3 separate regions of the Homo sapiens genome follow, and all the other regions are linked to region 3. The links are chromatin contacts, found by Hi-C or POLR2A ChIA-PET in ENCODE. All regions are on one chromosome and are shown on one strand. Each heading gives the region's core, a stretch centred on a gene start or an enhancer-like site at or near the end of the contact. The rest is flanking DNA. Distances are from core to core; before and after follow the strand shown. Region 1 holds the start of OGFOD2 (2-oxoglutarate and iron dependent oxygenase domain containing 2). Region 2 holds the start of KNTC1 (kinetochore associated 1). Region 3 holds the start of SIRT4 (sirtuin 4).

Region 1 (2,700 bases), core at 7-2,506, 2.7 Mb after region 3:
TGAGCGGAGATCGCGCCACTGCACTCCAGCCTGGGTGAAACTCTATCTCAAAAAGTAAATAAACAAATAAATAAACTGATAGGTACAACACACTCATCTTGCAAACTGCTGCAAACGGAGAGGGGGTGAGGGTGGGGTGGGGTGCTGCATGTGCCAGGCCTGCCTGGTGGGTGGCTGGGGAGCCGACCTGCCCTGGGCCTCCTGGGGAAAAAGGGCAGTTAGGCGGGTAATGAACATTGATCTGGGGAAATGGATCCTTTCCTAGATAGCAGGGCCTCTCACTATCACTGGGCAATCAAGACGACTGTAAAACGTTAAACACCTTCTCGGGCCGGGCAGCTCTGCACGAGAAAACCCCAAATCCCACATACTTCCACCACTCCCAGAAGCCCTGTGGTGGTTAACTGGGGAACTCTGTAGGGTTCAAACGCCATATTTGCCCCTTACTGGATGTGTGACCTGCGGCGGGTCCCTGTGCCTCTCTGGGTCTCAGTTTCCTCATCTGTAAGACGGTGATATAATAGTACCTAGCTCAAAGGTTTAATGCTGGTAGATTCCTGAGCAAAGGTCCGGGGAGAGAAGAGGCTCGGTCTGCAAGAGTTGTCATTTGTTGGCTGCGGTGAGACCACGCCCCGTCGCCCTCCCACACCTGACCCCGCCCTCCCGCGTCCATTGGGAACGCCACCGGAAGTAATGCGAGACGGAGCGTTTTGGTGGAGACACTCACTGGGGCAATCTGAGGTAATCCAACAGACTGTGGCGGAGGGACCGGAAGCGCCAGGCAGGGACCCGGGGTAGATGCTAAATCCAAACTGAAACGTACAGGGCTGGATGATTGAAGCACCAGCGGGAACTAGTCGGACCTCCGAGCTCTTTAAACTGTCCTCAGCTCGGCTGGTTCTCCACGAGCTCCGGGCAGACGGCGGGGGGTGGGTCGGCGTTTAAGTCAAAGGCCTTGGGGCTCCGAGTCCCTTCCTCTCCCCGTCCTGTGAAGGCACGACCCAGTTCAGCTGTCTGTAAAGTGGAGCCATTAGTCCCTGCCTCGTAGTGGGAAAACTGGGAGGCGGAACGAGGAGGCCGCCGGTCCCAACCCGGCCCAGGAGCATCTTTCTCCGCAGACCGTTTCCTGGCGAGGTGCGTCTTCGTCCTTTTCCGCCCTTGGGAACTTAGAGCGGCCCCTTGGCCGCTGGTTCCGCGCCTCCCGCGGTTGGGGGCGTGCCCGAAGTCTCTCTACGGAAGCTGGTAGGGCTGTGGGTGCTTCACTATGGCGACGGTGGGGGCTCCGCGGCACTTCTGCCGCTGCGCCTGCTTCTGCACCGATAACTTGTACGTGGCGCGCTATGGGCTGCACGTGCGCTTCCGAGGCGAGCAGCAGCTGCGCCGGGACTACGGCCCGGTGAGTGGCCGCTGTCGTCCCTACGGAGCAGTGGGCAGAGAGGGGTAGTGGAGGAGGGAAGTTCGTCCCCAGGGTCGTTTGCTTTGCGCACGCCGCGCACCGTATCTTCAAATACAAGAATGACGGCCTCTCTCTGCCTCGGTTTTCTCACCGTAAAGGGGTAATAGTATCTCCCTGTGAGATTGTGAGGAAGGAATGAACAAGCATGTAGGGTGCTTAGGACAGGGCCGGGCTCAGCTTGCCGCCTCACAGCAACACCAGCCCGGAGCCCTGTCCTGAGCTTGACAGGGTTCCGCAGTTCATTCTCTCCATGATCCTTTGAGGTCGGGGCTCCTCTCCCCATTTTAAGCAGGGGAAACTGAGGCTTAGAGAGTGAAGGGATTTCCTCAGGTCATACAGTCATGCTCAGTGTTCTTTCTGCTCCCAGATCCTGCGCAGCCGAGGCTGTGTTAGCGCCAAGGACTTCCAGCAGCTGTTAGCAGAGGTACCAGTCCCCTGCCCCTGCACAGCTCCTCCTCGTTAGATTTGTGTCCGCAGCTTGAGGACACAGCTTGAGCCTAGCCTCAGTCCCTGATCCCTGAAGGGTCACTTAGGCCCTCACTTTCCTCCTTCCTGCCCCCCACTCATCCCTCCACACCTGAGTCTTGGCACCAGGAGAGAGAAGGGGAAATGCTAAGTTGCTAAGTTGCCTAGTCATGCCGTTCTTAACAGCTCTGTGAGATAAGCACAAGCACCACTCTCATTTTGGATTGAGAAGCTGAGGCTTAAAGAGGGATCCCTTGCCCAAGCTTTTACAGCAGGAGCAGATGTGATCCCAGCCACAGCTTCCAGGCCCCTGGGCTCCTCACACCTTACCATATACCCCGCAGGCTGCTGCCAGGGCTGCTGCCCCACTCCCTCCTCCTCCTTCCCCTGGAGTCAGTGGTGGGAAGCTTCCCAGGAGAGTCCTCAGCAACCTCTGGAACACAGGACTTGGCCATGACTGTCTCCTGTCCCTGTGTGGGCCCAGATGGTTGAGGTACATCTAGGGGTTCTCATCCCAGCTAGGCTCAGGTTGGGGCAGCCTGAAACAGGATGGGTCCCCTTCTAGAAGTCCCTTTCAGCTAACAGTCTGGAACTTGCAGTTGACCCAGATAGATTCAGGAGTGTAGGCTAGACTTGGCTTCCAGCCTGGGCCCTGTCTGGCGTTCTGGGCTTCAGTTTCTTCATCTGTACAGTGGCCTCAGGAGGATGGGAGGCCCCACCTGGTAACAACCCTGTGCCACCCCAGCTTGAGCAGGAGGTGGAGCGGCGGCAGCGGCTGG
Region 2 (2,700 bases), core at 88-2,587, 2.2 Mb after region 3:
CCCGGGTTCACGCCATTCTCCTGCCTCAGCCTCCCAAGTAGCTGGGACTACAGGCGTCCGCCACTACGCCCGGCTAATTTTTTTGTATTTTTAGTAGAGACAGGGTTTCACCGTTTTAGCCGGGATGGTCTCGATCTCCTGACCTCGTGATCCGCCCGCCTCGGCCTCCCAAAGTGCTGGGATTACAGGCGTGAGCCACCGCGCCCGGCCAACGAAGGGTTTAAATTTAAAGGAACAAGGTCAGTGACAAGACTTAACTGTAACGCTTCTCGGACTTCAAATTGATTACATCACGGGCCACTTCGGAAACCGCGCATCAGTCAGAATTGGTAGTTCCACAACCTTTTAAGTTGAATTTTCACTCCCTTTCAGCAATACCTTCCTAGCTCGTTAATACACAATAATAAGGTTTACACGGACGAACACTAATTGAAATTATGCAACTAGAAGCATCTCATTGAGCGTACAAAAAAAAAAATAGCTACAAGTCGCTCTCTTCTCCCACACTACCCTTTACAGACACTGCCTTTTTGACCCAATACTTTTCAGAGACCACTCCTGATCGTCTTTCTCTTCCCCAGCCCCTTTCTCCACCGCAAATTCTCAGGCCCTAAAAAAAACTTAGAATAAATCACTAGCCAGGGTGAATAAGCGAAAATGGAGGAAGTTCAGTGAGGCGAAAGGAACGTAGGGTTGGGGAAGAGAGGAGGAAAGTTCTGGAAAAAAAAAGGCACTCCCTGCGGCTCCCCACCCCCACCAACACCGCCTTACTTCCCCCTCCCTACAGCAGGCAGCCATGATGGCGGGCGCAGAAGAAGGCCGCGGCGCCATTTTGTCTACACACATACACACGAACAAGGTTCTGGGAGCCGTTCACCCACTGTTGGAACGTAGCAGAAAAATATCCCTGGCTTTAAACTCAGATTCGGTACCTACCGCCATAGTTCAGAGTCCCGGCCGCTAGAGCGGCGCCTCCACTTGTCGCTTTCAACAGTACCGGCCGCTCCGAAGCTTCGCCTCAGACTAAATCGCTCGCGCGAGAGACCCGGATGGCACAAAGGCGAGGAGGCCCGGCGCGTCGCACAGCTTGCTGGGAGAAAAAGGGGCGGTAACAAAAGTTTCTATAACAACGCAATTCGAGGCGGTGATTGGGTGTTCTTTCATAGGGGAGTGTAAAGACCGTGAAGAGGGCGGGGCCAAGAATACACCCCCGGAATGCGCAGTCGGGAGAACGGAATGGGCGGAACTCAGGGTGGGGCAACTTCCTATTTCGAGTCTAAAGTAATCTTGGTCTCTTCCGGCCGCCGTAAAGGGGTTGGGTTTAGTGTTCTCCCGCCAATTTAAGCCTGTGGCATGGAACCTAAAGACTAGAGGCGGTTGTGTGAGTCAGGAAGAGGGGCCAGATATCTGAGTGTTCCTCTTTAGTTTCTTCAATTGCAGGTGAGGACGGGGAGCTGCGCTGTGTAGGGAACTGGGGGTGGGTTCAGGACGAAGTAGCTGCAGCCTCTGCTCAGTTCCTGTTGTTTTCCCCTTGACGCTGGCAGGAGAGAGGTTGGAGTCGGTTTTTGCTGGCGGCGATGTCCAGCGGAGAGCGTTTAAGTATGGAGGCCTAACTGACAAGTGTTTCATCTTGCTCATTCTCTCGTATTCGCGAATCTGTTCTGCATTCCGCCGCCAGAGTGATCTCAAAATTATAAAATCAGACCACTCGTTTGCTGAGTTCCCCTTCTACCCCTTGTACTGAGAATAAAATTCAATCTTGAGGTCGAGGTTTTATTGGACTCCACTGCTCTCTCCCTCACTGTCTTCTGCTTTTGCTTTGACCCGGCAGCAGCATCAAACGCTTCCTACCCAGCCTCCGAGTCTTTGCACTCTGTTCCCTCTGCCTACGTCGCGTTCCGCCTAAGTTTTGCGTACTTCTTGTTATTCAGGTCTCAGCTCAGATGTCACCTCCTTCCCTTCCCAAACAAATCCTTCTTCAGCGACGCCTCACCTTATCCATTTAATCACTGTTTCCTTCAAATCATTTAGCACTTTTTGTAATTATTTGTGCAGTTGCTTTTTTGTGGAGGTAGCATAACAAGATACGTATTAACAATTTTATTTTTGTCCGTTTTTCCCGCAAAAACATAAACTTCATAATGGCAAAGACATTTTGTGTTCTGTTCAAGCTATATTCCCAGTTCCTAGAAAGGTGTCTGGCACATAGTAAATAGGTATTCAATAAACATTTGTTGAATAAGTAAATATGGCAGTTACGGGCGGTTTCTCTATTTCACAGATGTGGGAAATTGAGACCCATAAAGGTATTCATTCCAACCTGTCCCTCCTTCTTCATCTCCTCACTCCCACCCAAACACCAGCCACTGAAACTTCTCTATTCTCCAAACATGTTTTGTTTCTGTTCCCTTGCTTATGCTCTTAGGAAGAACTCTTTAAACATTTATAAAACTATGATCTTCAATTCTCAGCCCAATAACAAATTAGCTAACACCTAAAATTGAATGTTTGCCATCAACCAAGCATTGTTCTGTGAACATTTAAAACTCAAAACATTTGGAGGCTGAAGCAGAAGGATTGCTTGAGCCCAGGAGATCAAGGCCAGCCAGGGCAAAATAGTGAGACCCTCGTCTCTCAAAAAACCAGAAGTGAAAAATAGAAAACTCCTTCAGGTGGGTACAACTAAATTAGTCCCTTGGT
Region 3 (2,700 bases), core at 159-2,658:
GATCAGAATCCCTGGGAGTGAGACGCAGGCCTTGTTTGATTAACTTAATAAAAAAAATATGATAAATAAAATTGGAGAAGCCAAGCAGGTTAAGTACATTAGTCCAGGTATAATATATTTGGCTTCATATTAACTGTAAAAACATCACTTTTGGCTGGGCACAGTGGCTTACGCCTGTAATCCCAGTACTTTGGGAGGCTAGGGTGGGCAGATCACGAGGTCAGGAGATCAAGACCATCCTGGCTAACATGGTGAAACCTTGTCTCTACTAAAAATAAAAAAATTAACCGGGCGTAGTGGCATGCGCCCATAATCCCTGCTACTCAGGAGGCTGAGGCAGGAGAATTGCTTGAACCCGGGAGGCGGAGGTTGCAGTGAGCCGAAATGGCACCATTGCACTCCAGCCTGGGCAACAGAGCGAGACTCCGTCTCAAAAACAAACAAACAAACAACAACAACAACAACAACAAACTATCACTTTTTCAGATATGTATAAACACATTTCTTCACAAGTTCAAGGTATTTTACCAATAGCAAATAACTTGATACTGTCGTTGTGAATGAAAAGGATCACAAACTCTGATGTTTAGAATGAGTCAAATCTAGGCCGGGAACAGTGGCTCAGGCCTGTAATCCCAGCATTTTGGGGGGCCGAGGTTGGCGGATCACCTGAGGTCGGGAGTTCGAGACCAGCCTGGCCAACATGGTGAAACTCTGTCTCTACTAAAAATACAAAAACTTTAAAAAAAAGTCAAATCTAGATCCATGATTAATGACGTGCTCATTTCACATTGCATGTTTGTATCAAAACATCTCATGTGGGTAAAGCATAGACAGGCACAGAGAAAAGAAAAAAAGACAAAAAATAAGAGAAAAGATGGCCGGGCGCAGTGGCTCACGCCTATAATCCCAGCACTTTGGGAGGTCAAGGCGTGCGGATCACCTGAGGTTAGGAGTTCAAGACGAGCCTGGCCAACATGGCGAAACCCCCGTCTCTACTAAAAATACAAAAATAATCCCAGCTACTCGGGAGGCTGAGGCAGGAGAATCGGTTGAACCCGGGAGAGGGAGGTTGCAGTGAGCCGAGATCGTGCCACTGCACTCCAGACTGGAGTTTTTTCAAAAAAAAAAAACAACAACTCCGTCTTAAAAAAAAAAAAGAAAAAAGAAAAAAAATCTTATGTACACTATAAATATATACACCTACTAAGTGCCCACAGAAATTGAAAACAAAGAAAAAAATCCATGATTAAAAGCTTTTATATTAACGGGGGAACCTCTGACCAGAAAGAGCCGACAGGGGGCGTTCCTGGATGATCTGGGGCTGTCAATTGCGAGACGCGGAGGATTGTGGGACTTGTGGTTTTTCTCGCATCATTTAAGCTTTCTGGACTACATGTCCCAAAATGCAAATGCAATCAGACGGTCCCACTGTGGGGTGTGAAGTGTCCGTAGAGCTGTGAGAGGTAAGTGTGTTCTGTGTGTGCTGCGGATTTCTAGAAGTTGTGGATTTCTTGTGAGGGATTCTATTTCTCCTCTTTGCCCTCGGTGGGACCTGGAAGAGAGTAGTTGTTCCACTGATGCACGTTTTCAGCGGGGGTTTCCCCTGACCCTTTGGTCTCGGGAAACCGGACTGTGTGTTTGTTCAGCTGTTCACGTTTTGCTGTGGAATGTCAAGGAGAAAGCGGGGTCCTGATCTCAGATCTGGAAAGCCAAACATAAAATAATGTTTACATACGGGGTGCATGTCACTAGAGGATTTATGCATTGCATTGTGTCAAATAATATGTCAAAGTTTTTTCTTTTTCTTTTTTTTTTTTTTTTTGATACGGAGTCTTGCTTCTTCGCCCAGGCTGGAGTGCAACGGCGCGATCTCGGCTCACTGCAACCTCCGCCTCCCGGGTTCAAGCAATTCTCCTGCCTCAGCCTCCCTAGTAGCTGGGATTACGGGCACGTGCCACAATGCCCGGCTAATTTTTTTTGTATTTTTAGTAGAGTCGGGGTTTCACCATGTTGGCCAGGCATGTCTCGAACTCCTGATCTCAAGTGATCTGCCTGCGTCGGCCTCCCAAAGTGCTGGGATTTCAGACGTGAGCCACCGCACCCGGCCCTCTATTGTTACAGCTAGAAAAGCTGACGGGCAGGGGTCTTGTCTCTCTGATGTGTCCAAGTAGCAGAGCTTGCAGTGGAGGGTAAACTAAAATAAGGGGGAAATGAAAAAATAAAAGGAATGCGTGTGTGTGCTTAATTACATGAACAAAATCAAACAAAACCTGACTCATTAGGGCCAGACTCAGAGGCTCACACCTGTAATTCCAGCACGTTGGGAGGCCGAGGCGGGCAGATCACTAGAGCTCAGGAGTTCGAGACTAGCCTGGCCAACATGGTGAAACCCTGCCTCTACTAAAAATACAATAATTAGCCGGGCATGGTGGCCATGTAGTCCCAGCTATTCTGGAGGCTGAGGCAGGAGAATCACTTGAACCCGGGAGGCGGCGGTTACAGTGAGCCAAGATCATGCCACTGTACTCTAGCCTGGGCAACAGAGGGAGACTCTGTCTCAAAAAACAAAACGAAAACAAACAAACAAAAAATGAGAAAAAAAAAAAACCACCCCAGTTTCTCACATGAGGCTTCTTTTTCTCTAGAATGAAGATGAGCTTTGCGTTGACTTTCAGGTCAGCAAAAGGCCGTTGGATC

The links. A loop is a pair of places that touch in the nucleus more often than their neighbours do. ChIA-PET counts read pairs that join two places held with the same protein, here RNA polymerase II (POLR2A). Pooled maps may share reads with other maps.
Region 1: a pooled map shows a loop between it and region 3 (8-fold over the local background). The contact joins the promoter of OGFOD2 here to the promoter of SIRT4 in region 3. A Hi-C loop is called at or near these places in 8 of 50 pooled maps. POLR2A ChIA-PET finds 5 or more read pairs at or near these places in 2 of 52 experiments (CD4-positive, alpha-beta T cell and K562).
Region 2: a pooled map shows a loop between it and region 3 (6-fold over the local background). The contact joins the promoter of KNTC1 here to the promoter of SIRT4 in region 3. A Hi-C loop is called at or near these places in 8 of 50 pooled maps. POLR2A ChIA-PET finds 5 or more read pairs at or near these places in 3 of 52 experiments (CD4-positive, alpha-beta T cell, CD4-positive, alpha-beta memory T cell and GM10248).

What each region holds. Positions count from the first base shown.
Region 1 is chr12:122,973,988-122,976,687 of GRCh38, forward strand. It overlaps OGFOD2 (2-oxoglutarate and iron dependent oxygenase domain containing 2), which reads left to right and starts at 1,257. Exons shown (of 7, transcript NM_001304833.2): 1 at 1,257-1,396; 2 at 1,824-1,880; 3 at 2,667-2,700. The coding sequence starts at 1,265. It also overlaps a transcript of ABCB9 not described here. RefSeq lists an enhancer at 702-1,161.
Region 2 is chr12:122,525,912-122,528,611 of GRCh38, forward strand. It overlaps KNTC1 (kinetochore associated 1), which reads left to right and starts at 1,338. Exons shown (of 64, transcript NM_014708.6): 1 at 1,338-1,440. RSRC2 (arginine and serine rich coiled-coil 2) reads right to left here and starts at 1,025. Exons shown (of 10, transcript NM_023012.6): 1 at 937-1,025. The coding sequence starts at 942. RefSeq lists an enhancer at 705-1,164.
Region 3 is chr12:120,300,913-120,303,612 of GRCh38, forward strand. It overlaps SIRT4 (sirtuin 4), which reads left to right and starts at 1,409. Exons shown (of 4, transcript NM_012240.3): 1 at 1,409-1,466; 2 at 2,649-2,700. The coding sequence starts at 2,650.